Linked DNA regions of Mus musculus: region 1 is linked to region 2. The links are chromatin loops, found by intact Hi-C in ENCODE. Cell type or tissue: left cerebral cortex. All regions are shown on one strand.

The links. Hi-C counts contacts between places; a loop is a spot of excess contacts. Peaks named below come from ENCODE experiments on the same cell type or tissue, not always from the same donor. Only the 100,000 strongest peaks of a DNase experiment are listed, where the experiment ranks them.
Region 1: a loop joins it to region 2, with 2.0 times the contacts of the local background. A loop is called at or near these places in 2 of 42 quality-filtered maps.

Annotation. Positions count from the first base shown.
Region 1 is chr7:128,415,499-128,420,498 of GRCm38, forward strand. It overlaps Rgs10 (regulator of G-protein signalling 10), which reads right to left and starts at 2,674. Exons shown (of 5, transcript NM_026418.2): 1 at 2,568-2,674. The coding sequence starts at 2,616. In left cerebral cortex, a CTCF peak has its summit at 2,994; DNase peaks (open chromatin) are centred at 2,385, 2,731, 3,076 and 3,687; H3K4me3 peaks cover 1,661 bases; H3K27ac peaks cover 416 bases.
Region 2 is chr7:128,302,338-128,307,337 of GRCm38, forward strand. No RefSeq gene overlaps it. Among named protein-coding and RNA genes, the nearest start is that of Rusf1, 6.7 kb to the left of the region's middle. In left cerebral cortex, a CTCF peak has its summit at 2,727; a DNase peak (open chromatin) is centred at 2,744.

The DNA of each region.
Region 1 (5,000 bases), 110 kb after region 2:
CGAACCTTAGAAACAGGTGGGGCTTCCAGCTCTCTACTTACAGATGCCATCTTTGATGAGATTTAACTCTTTCAGCCTCACATAGAATGCTCTGGGGGAGAGAGGCTTGCAGTCAAGCCCAGCCCAGGCTCCCGCAGGGGTACGGCCAGCTTTGGTGGGGCTTCAGTAGGATACTCTGGAAAACCTCTTTAAAAGCGAAGTTCAGGCGGGGTGTTGCTCTGGGGCAGGCCATTTGCCTACATATACAAGGCCTTGGGCACACCTCTAGCACCACAAGAAAAAAAAAAAAAAACATCAAAATTACCTTCTCCCAAATCCTTAACTGTCCTGCAGACGGCTTGCCTGCTGCACAGCATCTCTGTAAGGAGCCCTCACCCTCCCTCCTTTCTCACTTGGCTCCTTTTCTTGATGTTGGGTGGTGATGATAGTGACCAAACTGGCAGGGGCTCGTGTCCTTTCACAGGGCAGCAGAACTTATACCCACAGATTTCAAGGAAATTGGGCTCTGGCCATATAGACATCCAACACCAAGCACTGCTATTTCCCTGCTGGCCTTTGTATCACTGGTGTGGGCAAGCTTCATCAGGGTTAGTCTGTTGCCCTGGAACAGATACATGCTAGCAATGACTGTGAAACTGCCTTTCAGTTTGGGATTGCAATCTGGCCGTATGCAAAAGCATCCCAAATCCAGGTATCTGTCACAATTCAGTGGTTCTATTTGTATTATATTCTGGCCAAATATAATTTTAAGCAGCAAGCAACCTAGGCAAGGCTAGACGGAACTCCCCTACATGATGGAAAAAGAAAGAAAAGGAAACTAGTAAGCCCCACACCTTTATCATGTATCCAGCATTGCACTTGGGGCTTCTCAGGTTTAACTGCTGATCCTACTATTAGTAATGTAAGCATATCCTTATCAGAATTAAAACCTGTAGTTAATGGCTAGCAACACGGTTCAGTGGGTAAGGATGCTTACATCCAAACCTGACGGCTTGATTTTGACTACTGGGACCTATCGGTAGAAGAAAACTGATTTCCATAAGTCATCCTCTAACCTCCACATACAAGCTGTAGCATGCAAACACACATATGCACACACACACACACACAGAGACGCACACGAGCACACACATACACATGATAAATATGATCTAAAATAAAATTTAAGTATGTAGTTAAGTCCACAGCTTCCTGAAATCCACTGTTCCAGCCTTGATGTCTGACATATGTTGATATGTCCCACCACAGTTCATTTCAGTCCACCTATGACGTAGCAACCAGTTCCCAGATGCCCTGAACATTTAGCAATTGGTTCTTGCAAGCTACACTGAGCCAGCACCAGCACAGCTCTGCGGCACAGAAAGGTCCAAGGACATTCATTATTCAGTGTGGCGGAGTGGCAGAGTCAAGGTTGGAGTTTAACTCCGGTGCCTAGAATCTGACCACCACTCAGTGTCAGCCATCAGCATCACAAGGGAATGTGACCACTCGGGAACACTAATGGAGCATTTCAACGCATATTAAGACAACAGTGCAAACTCTTTACAATAACTCTATGGAATCTGACTTTAGTGGGGTTGTCTTAAATAATTAATGAAATGATTTGCATGTGGCTGATGGGGGGGGGGGAGTCTCCAATTAAGCACTTAAAGCTACCCTTTGCACATCCCCAGTCACAAAGAAGTTGCACAGCTGTCGAGTGGTGGCCAAGGGATTGGGTCTATGTCTGATTGCAGCCGCTTAACCACGTTTGATATTTACGTGAAAAGAGGAAACCGGCTAAAGCGTAGTGAATCTCTGGGCGACAGAAAAGCAAGCCTTTGAACCCCGAACCCAGAGTCAAGCAAATAAACCTACGTTTAAAAAAATCCATCAGCTAAGAGTAGAGCAGGTTACCCAACACCCTGGCTTTAGAGCCCCACCCCTCCGACGCGGCTGCTCTAATGGTGAAGACAAGAGAAAGCACACAAGGTGTCAACACAGCTCCTGGCCACAACCTAAGCCATCAAAGAGTGTTAGGTGTTATTAAGAACAAAAAGGATGGCACGATTCAAATCACCATTTCTGCACCGTGGGTTCTTTGTCTTGCCAAGTTGCCCCAAACTGTGGGTCAGGCAGGTTCAGGGGGAAAAACAAAGTGACTCCCCCGCCGTGTCACACAAGTTCCTCCCCCGCCCTGGTGTGCAGCCACCTTGGGACTCCACTTTTTTTGGCGCCGCGGGGCCGGCCACTCCGGGGATGCAGAGGTCCGGCGGAGCATCCTTCCCATTCCGCCCGAGAAAGAGGCTGCACGCAGGAGGGAAGCCTGGCTTCCCACGCTGCCTCGGAGTGAGGGGCTGTTAATGTGTCTCCCGTGGTTCCCAGACCTTCTCTAGAAAGAAAGCTGCTCTGACTCCCGCTTCAAGCCCAACTTCCTCCCCGGGCGGCTCCCCGGCTCTGCGCTCCCGCCGCGGCTGGGACAGAGCGAGCGGGGAGGAGCGCGGCTGCTGTCCGGGCGGCACAGCGAGCCGCGCCAGGGGACCCGGCGACCCCGTCCTTCCCGCGCCCAAGCGCCCGCAACCGCTTACCAGACGGCGGCCGCTTCCTGCTCAGTCGGCTCACGGCGCGGGTGAACATCGCCGCGGGCGTCCAGAGGACGGAGCAGCCGGGCAGCGCGGCGGCTAAGCCCGAAGAGGGCAAGGAGGAGGAGGAGCCCGCGCGACGCCGCCCCTCCAGGCTCCGCCCGCCGCCTCCTCCCCGCCGCGCTCCCCTCTCCCTGCCCACCCGCGCCCGTGGGCACTGGGTCCAGCCCTCAGTTACCCGCGCAGGGCAGGGCGCGGTGGCCCCGGGTGACCCTCAGCTCCCGCGCACATCCCGGTCCCTCCCCTCGCGGCCTGGAGACATACAGCGTTCGGTGTCCCTGCCAGGCCCGAGTCACCTCCCAGATCGCCCCCGGGTCTACCCGATTCCGTGGGCGCGCGGCCTGCTCACGCCGCGAATGCCCGGGAGGCGTCACCAGAGTCCCGAGCCAAGCCGCCGCGAGTGGGCGCCCACTCTGGCCCACGCCACGCCTGTGCCGGGGCTTCCAAGCCCCGGGACAAACCTCGGAGAACGCTGTCTGGAGCCTCTGCGGTTTCAGAGTGGATCTGAGCGCGCCAGCACATTTTTTAACTTGGACGACACTTGGGTGCAGTCTCAGGAGAACCTTTGCGCTCAACTACCGGAATCCTGTAGATCCCAGCGCCGGGCTCAACGCTCCTCCTGGTGCCAGTCACCTGCTCAGCGCCGCGCTCCACGCTCATCTAGTTTCCCATTTCTTTTTACCAAACAGCCCAAGAGGGGGGTGTCGTTAGCCCCATTTTCTTGAGCATTCGGTTTGCAAGGAATTGTCTTTCTGGCGAGTTTTATTTTTCTCCTTGTGGGTCTGGCTTTGTCTCGAAATTGGTCTTTATTTTTAGCTGTGCTAATTGCTATTTTTCTAAACCATTCCCCAGTCGCCCCCCCAACCCCCCGCGCGCGTTCTTTCGCAGGATTTTCACTAGTTGGCACTTTCCTTTATATCTTCTATTCTGAGCTTCCCATTTTGCTCTATTTTCCTCCCTTTTTGTCCACCCTGCAGTCCCAACGCCACCTCAGCCCTGGCCCTCTGTGGTTATTCACCATCTCTCTGCCTACCCTTCCCCACTCCATCATTTCCAAACACGGCCATTTGTGCTATCCAAAGAGGATGTTCCGTCCCCTGAAGGCTGCAGAGGTCTTCAGCTGCGGCTTGCAGGTGAGCACCATCAGTGTGGCTTCCAAGCCGGGGTTTCTGAATGTCTCCAGCTGCTATTGCCGCCCGCCCCCCCCCCAAGCTTCCTGGCCATTGAAATAGCTCTTGGGTCATAGGCTCTGTAAAAGCTGAGCCTAAACCGACACAGACACAGACATAATGGTGCTCTCCTTTAATCCCAGCAACCCCAGCACTCCGGAGGCAGAAGCAGGAAGATTCTTTGAGTTAGAGGACACCCTGATATACATAGCAATGTCTAAGGCAGCTACATAGAGAGTCAGAAGGAAGGAGTCAGAAGGGAGGGAGGGAGGGAGGGAGGGAGGGAGGGAGGGAGGGAGAGAGAGAGGGAAAGAGGAAGGGAAGGGAATGAAGGAAGGAAGGAAGGAGAGAGAGAAGGCAAAACCAAACCATCCCAGTGGGATCACTGCATTCTGAGAACAGTAACAAAATTTTCCCTGCCCACCTCCATTGAAAGCGTCCCCAGAGGCTGATCACAAATACACCGAAGCTAACACAGGAAAGGAGGAGACTCTAGCACAATGGAGTAGAAGTTAGACACAGGCAGCCAAAGCCAGCAGCACTAGCAGCCAGGTTCTTCCCACCGTGCCGGCAGCAAGCCTGGTGTGGTCTAAGACATGCTCCGAGGGAGGCCGTACTGAGAGAACAGCTCCAAGCTTCTTAGACAATGGGAAATAATGGGGAAGGTTAGCAGCTTTAGGTCCCCTTCTCCGTCCTGTGAGCTTGTCAAAAGACCGGGGCTAAGAGTGAGTAAACAATTTAATTTTCTTTTTTGTTTGACTCACAAAATCGGTACTGGGAGCTGGAGAGATGGCTCAGTGATTCAGAGCGCTTGCTCTTGCAGAGCACTGGGGTTCAATTCCCAGCACCCATGTCCTCTCACAGTCATCTGTAACTCCAGTCCCAGGGGATCTGATGTCCTCCTCTGACGTCTGCAAGCTCCAGACGCACGTACGCTACACATTCATACCTGGCAGACAAAACACTCACATACATAATGTCCAAAGATCCAAAAGCCAACATTCACGTGTCGTGTGCATCAGACCCAGAATAAAGTAAAAGGCCTATGCTGAGATACAGCTCTGATCCTGGGGATTGAGGTGGAGGCAGAGGCTGCTGGATCTCTGTGAGTTTGAGGCCAGACTGATCTACATAGAGAGTTCCAGAATAGCCAGGGCTACACCGTGAGATCCTGTCTCAGAACAAAATAAAACAAGTAGGAGGGGAAGAG
Region 2 (5,000 bases):
CCGGTTTCTTTTCTTAGCTATGAGAACAATTACATGTATTTTGCAATCCTGAGAATGGGAAGTGTAAACATCCATTGAGCAGGCTGGATGTATTCTACTACCCTTTTATTAAATAATATATTCAAGTATTTATATTAAAGAAAATACAGATGGATCCATTTTGAGTTTTGTATCACAACCAAAGGCAAGTAAATAAAACTCAGATGTGAGACAGTATATGTCCACCTTTGTCTTCTGTACCTACCAATGGTGGTGAGTTGGACACCATTGTTTCATTCATTTCATCCTTTCCTCTCTCTCTCTCTCTCTCTTTCTCTCTCTTCCCTTCTTTCCTTCTTTTCTTCTTTCTTTCTATCTTTTTTTCATTTCTTTTTCTTTTTCAGGACAGAGTTTCCTCTGTCTAGCCTTGACTGCTCTTGAACTCACTAAGAAGACCTCTAATTCAGAGCTCTCCCAGCCTCGGCCTCGCAGATGCTGGGATTAAAGGCACGTGCCATCATTATCACGTGCCCCGTGAAATCATTATTTTCTTAACCAGCACATTTGCCAGAGTGTGTATTGTAAGCAGCAGAGACCTGAAGTGATTTTTGTCAGCTGGTTTTCCAACAATGAAGACATAATCCTTCCCAACCACCCCTGGGCATTGCAAAGGAAAGAGAGACAGAATCGCCTTCTGGGATGCGCAGAGCTCCTCACAGCTCGTCTGCATGGATGCGGTGTTGTTCCCACACCTCAGCCATCCTCCTCGAACAAACACAGTCAGGCAGAAGACACGCAGAACTAAAAAGTAAAGAGGAATAACACGTAAAATAACCACTCTAATGCACAAATATGAAAAGATTCAAATACTTAAAGGCTGTGAAATGGGTTTCAATCCACTGTAAGGGCTCTAAAAACAAAATACCAGAACAGGGAAAAGAAATACACCCAAAAAAAAGGAAGAAAAAATGTGATGTTTAGCAACTCAAGTCTCCACAAATGAAAAAAATAGTAAAAATTCATATTTGTACATTGCCCTTTCCTTGGTTTAAATACCACCCCAAGGTAATTTTCTATCTACAAAGTTACTGAACACAATCCTGTAAAGAGCCGTTCAGTAGCTCCCTGTGTATGTTTCCACCAGATGCTGCGGGATAATTGATAACTGATGTTTCCACTTCTCTTTCTCTAATAAAACAAATTTAATTATATTGTTACAGAAATAACATGCCTTCTCAATGAGAAATCCCTCCACACAGTTAGAAATAAAGGGAAACTCTTTACTTAAGCACCTGGTGCATTGGGGCTAATGCCCAGATAAGAGTCAACCCCCAAAAGAAGATTTCATTAGCTCATATACATCTTAGGTTTATGCATTCCACATATGCTGTTATCCTTAAATCTCTTTTGAGTCTGGCCCCAGGTTACACTCTCAACAATTTAAACAGAGACAGGAGACTGTAAGTCTGCCACTTAAGCAAATGGGAGGTTTTCACGGCAAAGATATTATATATTACCAGAATTATTTTAGGTACCAGTGTTCTTTTTTGATAGTTGTTAACCAGGTCCATCTTCCCCACCTGGCAGAACTATGCTCTTCTTGATAAGAACACAGGGGACTTAATGGCAGATGAGGACTATTGATGGTTGTGACCCCACGCTACCCCAGTGAACTGCCCATCTGGGCTATGGATCTTTGGGAATAGAACCTAATGGGTGGTCAATCCGGGGGAGTAAACACTGACATCCTAGGACCCTAGATTTCTCTTATCTCCATCAGGCTTGGACAACAGACTACTTACCCTTGGGTATTGTGGAGGCAGCGACCCTTTAGCTAAATTCCATTTGTGTGACTTAAGGTCTCCTAAGCAAATCTGTCAGTGTGTCCTTTGTAACATCTGTTTTATTGCTTTGAGTTTCTTCGAATCAAGCTTAGGTTCTAAAAGTTGGTTATGTGGGAAACCCAAGGGAGTAATACTGATTGCTACATTGTTCTCCTAAAGGCAGGTGAAGCAAACAGTTTGAGTACACACTAGCGGGGCAGTCTTAAGGGACTTCAGGTATATTATTAACTCTAGCTGTGAGGTCCTACAAAAGCGTAATTGATACTTCCAAGGTATTGCATCACCGCAGCTGAGGGGAACAGAAGCATCCACGCTGATTTCCAAACTCAGCCACGTTTTTGAAGAGACTCCACACCCACATGTATTTTGGCTTATTTGATTTTACCTCATAATTTAATTTGATTACATTTATTCTGGAAGCCAGCAAGCCAGATTGATTGTGCCACCATTGTTACCCTCAGCTTTGCAGAAACACAATCTCACCGCCTGGCCCAGGACTTCCCCCTGAGCGCTGCCATGGGAGCAGTGAGCCTCTCAAAAAGTATTTTAAATTATTTATTATTGTTGTTTATTACTAATAATCAAGATTGGCTCTCTAGCCTTTACTTTTTTTATGGTGAGCGGGAAGAAAGGGAGACAGGCCTGACAGGATCTCTCTGGCCCTCTTCCTAATGGAGCCAGGTTGAATGGATCTTTTCTTACTTCTCTCCTTCCACACCTCAGCCCCCTTCCTACTTCCTGCCCCACCCAACCCCTGCCTTCCCTGTTTCTTTCAGTTTAGCACATTTTTTAATGTATTGCTGTGCTATGCATTCATTTCTCTGAGAGAGGGGCTTTCTCTGTATTCCTGCTAGGCACTGGCCAGCACTCCCAAACCTAATTAGTAGTTGTTGCCTCCGATGAACACGAGGTGGCAAACACTCCCCTTAACTTGGGAAGGAAGGCGCTGGAGGAGCACAGCTAGCCCTGCCGGTTACGTCACTAAATCTCTTTCTTTCTTTTTTTTTTTTTTTTTTTTTTCTTCTTTTTTGGATTCCCTACATTTCATTTTCTTTACCTTGTATAATTTCTGTGATTTTTGTTTTCTACAAGCAAGCATGATCTACAGAGGGATACCCTGTCTCAAAAAAAAAAAAAAGATAATAATGGTAAAATTTAAACATTATCATAATAGATGATATTTAATAATGTCACTGACCTTGGAGGAAAGGGATGTTCCTCCATCATGTTCTCATACACATATGTATTATAGGAAAGGAACAATGACAGAGGGGAGAGAGAGAGAAAGAGAGAGAGAGAGAGAGAGAGAGAGAGAGAGAGAGAGAGAAGCTGTCATTATTTTTTAATAACACCTAGAAAATGGCTTAACTATATCATTTTGCCTTAACTGAACGAAGAATACAAGTAATATGCCCTTTTGGTATCTGTAAATGAAGACTGTCGTAATCGTTCTGTCCTTAGTGCTGGTGTCTAGACCTCCTCTGCATTGTTCGGATCTTCTCTGCTGCGAATAAGAAATTCCTAGTTTGTGTGTTCCAAGGAGTAGAGGATTGGCTACTATTTCATAGTAGATTGTGATCTAAAGATTCCATAAATGCATTTAATTTAACTTAGGTTTTATTTTTGAGACAGAGTCTCACCATGTAGAACACTGGCCTTGAAGTTACAAGATCCATCTGCCTCTGCCTCTGCCTCTGCCTCTGCCTCTGCCTCTGCCTCTGCCTCTGCCTCTGCCTCTGCCTCTGCCTCTGCCTCTGCCTCTGCCTCTGCCTCTGCCTCTGCCTCTGCCTCTGCCTCTGCCTCTGCCTCTGCCTCTGCCTCTGCCTCTGCCTCTTCCTCTGCCTCTGCCTCTGCCTCTGCCTCTGCCTCTGCCTCTGCCTCTGCCTCTCTGCCTCTCTGCCTCTCTGCCTCTCTGATTCACACTTTTGCATACACACATACATTTTAAGTTACAGAGAATCGAGTCTATTTGGGTAAGGTTGTATGCATTTGTTATGGAACGCAGCATCACTAATTACAGTGTGAGCCTGGTAAATCCTCTCGATTTCCTGTACTCTGAGAAATCTCACCTAAACAGGTTCCTTCAAGTTTCTAGATTCAGGAGTCTATCTCACTATCAACACCATGCTCCCGGTAAGCCTATCTTTCATTTTCTTCAGCACCTGGGGTGTGAAAGGTAGAGTGGGGTCTTTCAAGTAACTTCTTTTGAAACAGAGTCTCACTATGTAGACCATACTGACCTTAAACTCTTTCTAAGGTCCTGGAATTGTGACTGTGGGTGCTAGGGTCCAGTGCCATGCCAGTTACTGCCAATCCATTTTTCTTATTCAGAAACCGGGGCTACAGGCTTGAGCGGGTCAACCATAAGGTTTACCTCTTTCTGGGACTATGAAAGGCTGCTGGGGAGGCCCCTCCCATGCTGCCCTCCCTCATTTCCAATCTCTGTCCCCCCCTCCCACCCCCTGCCCCCAAGCCTCCAACTCCACCTCCAGAAAGTCCTGGAACTTTTTTTTTTTTTCCTTTTCTCTGAACACCCTCCATCCTGGACTGGCCTCAGAGTTCTGAGACTGTGGGTGCTAGGGTCCAGTTTGCCCACTGGCCTGGCCTCTCTCAGTGTGTCCTAGGGTCCTTTTTCTCCAAGTGCCCTCCATCACATACACACCTGCACCACACACACACACACACACACACACACACACACACACACCTGATCCCCCATTACCACCTACCCTGTTCTCTAACAAGAGGGTGCTAGAGGCTGGGGCATCCTAGCGAGACTGGGCCCTCTCTGGGAAGCCTTTTTCCCCACATTTTCCCAAGTACCCTCTGTTACAGGCAGGCCTAAAGGTGTGGTTTGAGAGGATGCTAAGGCCCAGCATTTCCAGCAGCCTAACCACAGGTCCATGCAGCTTGAGAGCTTTTGTTCTTGTTCTCAAAGAGACTCCATGTGACCCAGTATCCTAGGCAAGTGGTGTCAGAGTTGTGGTCTGGGCAGACAGCAGCGTGCTAGAGGATGCTGGAGGCTAGGCCACCTATCCTGGAATCCTGGAGCTTGTCACTTCTTTTTCTCCAAGTGCCTTTAATTCAGAGAAGACCTTACACTCTTGGACATCTCTCCCACCTGGCCCCCTCTCTGGTGAGTCCTGGATATTTTTCTTTTCTCCAAGTTCTCTCTTC